2 separate regions of the Homo sapiens genome follow, and region 1 is linked to region 2. Evidence: chromatin contacts called from ENCODE Hi-C or POLR2A ChIA-PET data. All regions are on one chromosome and are shown on one strand. Each heading gives the region's core, a stretch centred on a gene start or an enhancer-like site at or near the end of the contact. The rest is flanking DNA. Distances are from core to core; before and after follow the strand shown. Region 1 overlaps SIL1 (SIL1 nucleotide exchange factor). Region 2 overlaps SIL1 (SIL1 nucleotide exchange factor).

Evidence for each region. A loop is a pair of places that touch in the nucleus more often than their neighbours do. ChIA-PET counts read pairs that join two places held with the same protein, here RNA polymerase II (POLR2A). Pooled maps may share reads with other maps.
Region 1: a loop to region 2 is called in a map of ascending aorta, with 5 times the contacts of the local background. The contact joins two enhancer-like sites. A Hi-C loop is called at or near these places in 2 of 168 maps with a recorded cell type or tissue (aorta and ascending aorta) and 1 of 50 pooled maps. POLR2A ChIA-PET finds 5 or more read pairs at or near these places in 1 of 52 experiments (activated naive CD4-positive, alpha-beta T cell).

The regions. Positions count from the first base shown.
Region 1 is chr5:139,025,074-139,029,329 of GRCh38, forward strand. It overlaps SIL1 (SIL1 nucleotide exchange factor), which reads right to left. Exons shown (of 10, transcript NM_022464.5): 6 at 1,728-1,919. Among named protein-coding and RNA genes, the nearest start is that of LRRTM2, 150 kb to the left of the region's middle. Within about 2 kb of position 2,955, at least 5 of the 41 ENCODE cell types and tissues checked have a DNase peak (open chromatin) inside an H3K27ac peak, as active enhancers do; they include ascending aorta, where a contact is called at or near this core.
Region 2 is chr5:138,953,553-138,957,814 of GRCh38, forward strand. The region is part of intron 7 of SIL1 (SIL1 nucleotide exchange factor); the gene reads right to left. LOC124901079 (a long non-coding RNA gene) reads left to right here. Exons shown (of 2, transcript XR_007058954.1): 1 at 1-4,262. Among named protein-coding and RNA genes, the nearest start is that of LRRTM2, 80 kb to the left of the region's middle. RefSeq lists an enhancer at 1-763. Within about 2 kb of position 1,844, at least 12 of the 41 ENCODE cell types and tissues checked have a DNase peak (open chromatin) inside an H3K27ac peak, as active enhancers do; they include ascending aorta, where a contact is called at or near this core.

The DNA of each region.
Region 1 (4,256 bases), core at 1,705-4,204, 73 kb after region 2:
TTATGCTTGTCTATCTGCTTCTGCTAGAAGGTTAAGCCCTAATTTTGTTCATAGACGTATCTCAAGTGCCTGGAACAGTGCCTGGGAGTTAGTAGACACTTGATTTATTTATTGAATAAATCAATGGCTTTTATTGGCTCCTTGTTAGCTCCACCTTTTGAGCTTAATTCAAAAGGTACCAGTTGCCTTTGAGAAACAGAGTGGCCAAAAGTTTTAGAGCACAGAGTTTAGGGTCAGACAGACCTTGCTGCAAATTCCAGCTCTACCACTCACTAGGCTGGATGATCTTGAGCAATTACATAATCTCTCTGTGCCTCATTTTCCTCGGTTATAAAATGGGATTAATAGTGGTACCTACTCATAGGGCAGCCACGGAAGTCAATGAATTAATGCATACAGAGCACTTGAAGCAGTGCCTGGTATATGACAACACTCAACAAATATTAGTTATTATAAGTCTGATCAGTTACTTCCCTGCTTCAAACTCTCTAGTGGTTCTTAGGATCAAGGCTAAAATCATAAAGAGCATGATATCTCCAACCTCACCTCTCCAGCCCCCGAACCTTCCCACTTCATCTATGCTCCCCTCCAGGCCGCTGTGCTCCAGTCACTCCAATCTTTTCCAGGCCCTCAATCTCCCCAAGCTTGTCCCTGCCCTAGAATCTCTGCACATGTTGTTTCCTCTAGCTGGAATGCTCTAATCTAAGGATTGGCAAACTTTTTCTAAAGGGCCTGGTAGTAAATATTTTTGACTTTGTGAGCCATATGGTCTCTGTCACAACTACTCAATTCTGCCATTGTGGCATAAAAACAGCAATAAACAATGCATGAACAAATAGGGGTTGCTGTGCCCCAATAAAATTTTATTTAGGAAAGGAGGTGTTGGGCCAGATTTGACCTATGGGCAGTAGTTTGCCATCCCCTGCTCTAGTCCCCCCTCTTCACCCAGCCAACCCCAATCATCCTATAACGCTTGGCCTAAATGTCACATCCTCTGAGAAGCCTCCCTTATTGTCCATGACTAGGCTCTAAGTTCTCCAGTTACATATTCTTACATCACCCTCTGGAGCCCTCATTACAATCTTAAATTATCTCATTATTTAATTAATTTGTTCAATTGTTCATTATTCAATTACTTCCTCTTCCAGGCTATAAGCTGCATAACTAGGACTATGTCTATTTTATCTCTGTGGTACCCTCAGAGGTACTAAAGAAGGTACCACTCCACATGAAAAAGAGGTTGGCTGGCCAGGCATGGTGGCTCAAGCCTGTAATCCCAGCACTTTGGGAGGACAAGGTGGGTGGATCACTTGAGGTTAGGAGTTCAAGACCAGCCTGGCCAACATAGTGAAACCCTATCTCTATCAAAAATACAAAAAATTAGCTGGGCGTGGTGGTGCACACCTGTAATCCCTGTTGCTCGGAAGGCTGAGGCAGGAGAATAGCTTGAACCCAGGAGGTGGAGGTTGCAGTGAGCCGAGATCGCGCCACTGCACTCCAGGCTGGGTGACCGAGTGAGACTCTGACTCAGACAAAAAAAGAAAAAGAAGTTGGCTCTGGCCTCTAAGACTGTATCTTACTACAAAAGATAACAAGACTAGATTAAAAATAGTCTGTGCTCTGGGAGAGAAGTAAAGATGTTGATGCTATTTTCTTAGGGCTTAGGGAAGGGGGATTTATTTTTGGAGCTGTTAAAAGTCTGACTTATGGACGAAGAAATACAGTACCTGATGGACATAATATTCAAGATCAAAGAGCGCAGCAATCTTCTCTTCCAAACTGGAGCTGGAACTATTGAACTTGTTGATCAGCCGTACCATGATCTGCATGTCAGTCTCAATGACAACATTCAGCTCATCAAAGTCTTTCTTCAGTTCCTCAATGGGGCGGAAGAGCCGCTTTACCTCAGCCTGCCTTGCCTAAGGAGAGCAGCAAAGAGGTGATTAAATTGGTTGGAGACATCTGCCCAAGATGTCTGTGGTCTACCATGGATGCCCATCCTCAAAAAACTGCTGCTCCAAGACTCACAGTCTTCTCTCATCTATGCTATCAAAAATACTAATACTTTCTAAGATGCCCAGAGAAGACAGCCCTCAAAGTCTGCCTATATAGGCCTCAGCTCTAAAAACACACTCAAGATGTTCCAAGATTCGCTTATTCAAGTCCGATTTCCAATATTCAGGAAGAATAGAAAGGCTTTTTGTCACAACCACTGAGTTAAGGGGAAGTAATGCAAGTTCATCTTCAACCTCAAACCACATATGAAACAGCTGAGACCTAAGGTAGAATAACCCACACCCTACTTCTCCACTTCTCACAATCATAGACTATCTTGGCCTTGCCCTACCCAATCCAACAACATTTTAGGGAAACTTGGACATAGAAAACTATGGGTAAGAGCTGTCACAGCAGGAGCAATTTGCTGATGAAAATTAAATCACTGTCATTACTGTCAATCTAACCACAGGTGTACAATTTGTTCAACTGTTTGAAATGGCTAAATTACTATATGTACTATACTCAAATCTCGAACAATTTTCTCTGAATCCTTCCCCACTCCACTCACATATAAAAACTTTAAAAATGAAGTTACATTAGAGGTGAATAAAAGACTTTAATTAAATATTTTATACATGTGACACTGTTTTCTTCCCAATTTGAGAAGATAGTGCCTATAAAGAGAGTCTGAAAAGTCACAGTGGCTTATGTATCTGTCTTCCAAGAAAAACTAAAAGGCACAGATATTTATAAAAAGCCGGATGATGAACAGCTGTCAGCTCCAAATTGCTCATCTATTACCTATGGGTTTTTCTCCCCAGTTACAAGCACTCCATAGAAACACCAACCAAAGAAATGAATCAGCCTCTCTTAAAAAAGACCAAGCTCCTAGCGGAGCAATCACATCCATGGGGCGCCACATCCTGATTCTCTGGGCTAAAATAATATGAGATACTCTCCCTGCACCCAGCTAGAGGTCTCTGGATGGCTGCCAAAGCCAAGCAAAGAGGTCTGGGAAGGCTGAGTCACTTTCTAGAACTGTGAGATGATAGGCAAGTGAGCACAATAAGAAACTAGTGACATCTGTCTCACAAAAACGATGTGTGCCTGGCTCTCAAGAAGGCCTCAAAAAAAAAAAAAGGTTTTGGCCGGGCACAGTGGCTCACACCTGTAATCCCAGCACTTTGGTAGGCCGAGGCAGGCAGATCACGAGGTCAGGAGTTCAAGACCAGCCTGACCAATATGGTGAAACCCCATCTCTACTAAAAATACAAAAATTAGCCGGGCATGGTGGCTCACACCTGTAGTCCCAGCTACTCGGGAGGCTGAGGCAGGAGAATCGCTTGAACCCAGAAGGCAGAGGTTGCAGTGAGCGGAGATCGTGCCACTGCACTCCAGCCTAAGCGACAGAGCGAGACTCCATCACAAAACAAAACAAAACAAAACAAAACAAAACAAAACAAAACAAAACAAAACTTTTACTTTGAAATAATTATAAATTCCCAAGAAATAACAAAAAATAGTACAGAGAGTGTCATGTACCCTTCATCCAGCTTCCCTCAATGTTAACATTTTACATAAGGATATTACATAAGGATACAATGTCAAAATCAAGAAAAGGACACAGGTACCATACTGTTAACTAGACTAAACACCTTGTTTGGATTTCACCAGTTTTTACATATACTCACTTACATGTATGTGTGTATGTGTATCATTCTATGTAATTTTACCTGAGATGTAGACTTGTGTAACTACCAGAACAATCATGCTAGAGAACTGTCCCACCATGATCACATAATCTACTATGTACTACTCCTTTACAGTTATACTTTATCCTCCCATGCTACTCTCTTACATCCCTGTGCCCTGGTTGTCACTAATTTATTCTCCATGTTTATAATTCTGGCATTTAAAAAATGTTATATACACAGTGGTTCATGCCTGTAATCCTAGAAGTTTGGGAGGCCAAGGCAGGTGGACAACTTGAGCTCAGGAGTTCCAGACCAGTCTGGGCAATATAGTGAGACTCTCTGTATTTATATTTTTTAAATTCTATTTTTTTAAACAGAGAACTGGCCAGCAAAGATGAAAGCGCAGCAAATAAATGAAAGGTGGTAACTTTGGCAATGAAATTTGAATTGAATGTACATGGAGTTATAGAAGAAATGGCTGACTGTGGGAATGTTAACACTGCCACTGTTGATGAGCTCTAGATGTGCAGACAGAGGGACTCAGCAAAGGCAAACTTACAGACA
Region 2 (4,262 bases), core at 594-3,093:
GCAACTCCACCCCTGTGTCTGCAGAGCAGCCTGGAGATGGGCCAGAGTCCCTGGGGAAGGGAGGCTGACAGCTCCTCTCCAGATAGGCAGGCAGGCGCTGGCGCAGGGGGGCCTGGGAGCTGAGCTGCTCCCCTGCCCCCCACGACTTGAGACAGGCAGCTGTTTCATCAAAGCATGAGCTAATTAGGGCTGTCTCTGCCATCATGTGCCTAAGGAACGCTCACCCATGACAGGAGGGTCCAGGAAGAGAAGACGACCACGCTGAGAGATTCACACAAACATCAAATGCTGCTTCCCCAAGGGGGCTGAGAGATCTGACATCGCATCAGCCTTTGGGAGCACTGCCAAGGAGTCCCATCCCTCATGGGCCCTCAGAGCAGCAGAGACAAGGCCCTCCAAAGACAGCACAAAGCTCATCACAGCACCCCATCATCGCAGCCTCAGTTAATCACCCAGGGCTGGGCAACCAAAGCCCTTCCACTTTCTGCACTGTGACCAGGGCAAAGAGAAGTCCCTTCTCTTCAGAAGGTGGGCTGATGTGGGTCGGGAGCCACCCACAGCCAAGCCAGCAGCAGCCCAGTCCCACCCACTCTGTCCCCCTCAGGCAGGCTCTTCCCACCCCATTTAGAGTAGGAGAGAAGAGAGCTCCAACATCAGATAAGTAAATCGGAGAGAAAAGAGAAAGTCTGACCTTTTGTAAATTGCTGAAATCAGGTTCATAAGGCAATAAATTCATGTTTTCACCCACAGCCAAGTCTGTGGGTACGGCAGGACCATGGGCCAAACATGGGCTGTGACAGTGCACAGCCTTGGCAGCCCTGGGCCCATGCCCTGCCTGGCCTCTTCACATGATCAGCTTAAACGAGGTACCCATGGAACCCTGGGAACTCCAGGCCTTACCCCAGGGTTCCCACAGCTTCAGGAGTTTCCTAAAAGGCCACCCTGTGAAGTGGCCTTTTAGGGCTGCCCAGGCAAGGGGTTGAAGAAACACAGCAGAGGAAGAGGGGGAAGATGAGGCTTGCGCTTCCAGCTGCTCCTCAGTCCATCCAGGCAGGGCCAGTAGAGCTGAAGGTTTCCTGAGCAATCACCCACCAAGGGTAGAATCTGCTCCTAGAAACAGACCCTCTCGCCAGTCAGCTCTGCCTTGGGCTTTAAATGCTCACAGCCTGGGGCTGGGGGAGGCAACTACCAAAACAGCTCAGAGTGAGGCCTCTGGATGTGCAAGGACCAGGGCCTGCAGGACCCTTGCTGGGAATCTCATAAGCAATGAATGGCTCATGGCCTTGGGCAAGTTTTCACCTGTGAGGCAGAGCTAGGACTACCCATGTAAAAGACAGAACAGTTAATGAATGCCAAAATGCCACACTGCTAGCCAATGCACTGTGGCCAAAAGATAATTACAGTAGGCTCACTACACAAAGAGGCCAGACCACATCTTTGAGAGCACAGCTTTATTTGGCCTGGATGCCTCGAGCACATATCATGTATGGCAGCCCCATCCTCCTCCAGCCTATGGACTCTGGACCAGAGCTGCGGCCCACCCCTGGAGGGACCAGTCCTGCTGGCTGGAAGGTAGGTGTCCTGACAGTTGGGGATCTGAGTTAAGGGGGCGGGGGCCTGGCACGCCTCAAAGTGACATCAGTGGCGCTGGTGTGCTCAAAGTCAACAGAAGGATATTAAGGACGTAGCTCATCTCCGATGCGATAAATGAGAATAAACCTTGTTCAGGGCTAAGCCGGCTGGACTAAATAAATACCATTAGCACTTGGATTACTGGGATGTTCACAATCAGCAGGCAAGTCAGCTGTCTGTGTGCAGAGGGACGACAGCAGCTGCTACTCTGTAAATCTTGCAGGGAGATGGGCTGGGGGTGGGGCAGGCTGCAAAAATGGAAGTGATTGCATTTGCAAAAACCAAAGAGTTTGGGTCAGGGTGACAGCAATTTGGGCAATCAGCCAAGAGTCAGAGGTCATATTTTAGCTAACTGAAGCTAAGCAAGTGTCTGGGTGGAAGGGGACTGAAGGAGCTGACCACAGGGAAGGCAGCCCAGCTCGGCCAGGGGGCCCAGGAGATTGCTGCCCAGCACACACCCCGGGGCTGACTTCACCCTTGGGCTCAGGGCTGGCTACATAATTTTCAGGCCCAAGTGCAACATGAAAACGTAGGGCCTTTTGTTCAAGAATTATCAGAAATTTCAAGACAGTGAGAACAGAGCATGAAGCCAAGCACGGGCCCTTTTGAGTGTGGGGTCCTGTGCCGCTGCACGGGTGGCAGGGCCAACAAGGTATGTGCACGGAAATCCTGCTCCAGGGTCAACCAACCGGAACAACAAGGGCTGAAAAGTAAGCTTGAATTTCTGAAAAGGAAAACAACTGGAAAAGGCAGAGCTCTAGGATGGGAATAAGGATGAGGGTGACTAGTTAGATGGGGGCCAAGGAAATGCTAAGGTGTAACTGAAGAGAGCTTCTGTGATTGAGACTGCCAGGCCAGACCAGGACACCAGAGGCACAGCAGAGGGATGTGCTCACTCACGCGTCCTCGTGACATTTCTAAGTGCAACAAATACTCTTTTCATTCCCTTAGAACAGGAAAAAACTATTATTTTTCTTCTGAAATGCCTCTGAGATGATGCCATGCACTGAGGGCAGAGGGCACATCTCAGGGGTATATGGGGCCAGGCTCAATCATTCACCTGATGAAGTGCAGCTCACCTTCTTGCCCAGAAAGAAAGATTTCCTCTGGTGGCCCCACCTTGCTTATGCCTTAATGTGTGGCCTCCATCATCTGGGAAAGCAAGAATTTGCAGGATGTGTAATCCTGAAATAGATGGGTTCAAGAGACATCTATATTTGCCTGCCATCCAGGGATGAGTGGGGCTAGGTAATCAATCAGTTAAGATACAAACAATTGGCTGGGCGCAGTGGCTCACGCCTGTAATCCCAGCACTTTGGGAGGCTGAGGCGGGCAGATCACTTGAAATCAGGAGTCCAAGACTAGTCTGGCCAACATGGTGAAACCCCGTCTCTACTAAAAATACAAGAGTTAGCTGGTGTGGTGTCAGGCACCTGTAATCTCAGCTACTCGGGAGGCTAAGGCAGGAGAATCGCTTGAACCCAGGAGGTAGAGGTTTCAGTGAGCTGAGATCACGCCACTGCACTCCAGCCTGGGCAACAGAGCAAGACTCTATCTTAAAAAAAAAAAAAAGATACAATTACCGAATTGAATAAAAATGGAATAGGTTTAACAACAACAACAACAAAAAACAAAAAACAAAACAAAAAAAACACTGTACAAATCTTCCACTACAAAGTCAAGCTTCCAGGAATAACAAAACACATGAGCTGCACATCACTTTGTGTTGGGACCTGTATGGCCTCAGGAGTTCCATCTGGACACTGGGGAAAGGCAGGGCTATCATCTGACCCCTTCATGTACAGCCCCCAACTGGAAGCCACCCACGTAAGCAACTATGAGACACCCACTCCTCACCACAGTAACAGCAACTCACAAGAGGGTCTCTAGACCCTACTGACAGACACACACACAATACACACACACAGACACAATCATCTGCCCACCTCTGAGGAGATAAAGGGAACCTCAGAGGGAGGGGCAGCAAATCACCTTCCTGAGGGTCATCTGGTAGCTCTCCAACACAGCCCTGTGTCACAATCACCTGGGCAGTTTATTTCCTGAAACCATTTCAGACTAGTGCTTTAAAAAATTACAGAAAATAGGCCAGGTGTGGTGGCTCATGCCTGTAATCCCAGCACTTTGACAGGCTAAGGTGGGAGGACTGCTTGAGTCCAGGAGTTTGAAACTAGCCTGGACAAGGTGGTAAAATCCCCGTCTCTGCAAAAGTAAAAAAAAAAAAAAAAAAAAATTGCCGGGCATGGTGGTATGCACCTATGGTCCCAGCTACTCGGGAGGCTGAGGTAGGAGGATCACTTGAGCCCAGGAGGCTGAGGCTGCAGTGAGCTATGGGCAACAGAGTGAGATTCTGTCTCTCTAAAGAAAAAAAAATTATAGAAAAGTAATTACACAAAAAAATGACTTACTGGAAAGCTGCAAGAATAGTAAATAAACTCCCATCCAGATTCACCAATTGTGGACATTTACCACAATTTTCTGTCTCTCTTAATATTTACACAGATTTTCTTTTTTAAAATATTTGAGAGTAATTGAAGATATGAAGACCCTTTACCCCTAAACATATCAGTGTGTATGTCCCAAGAACATAACCAAAGTACAGTGATCAAAAT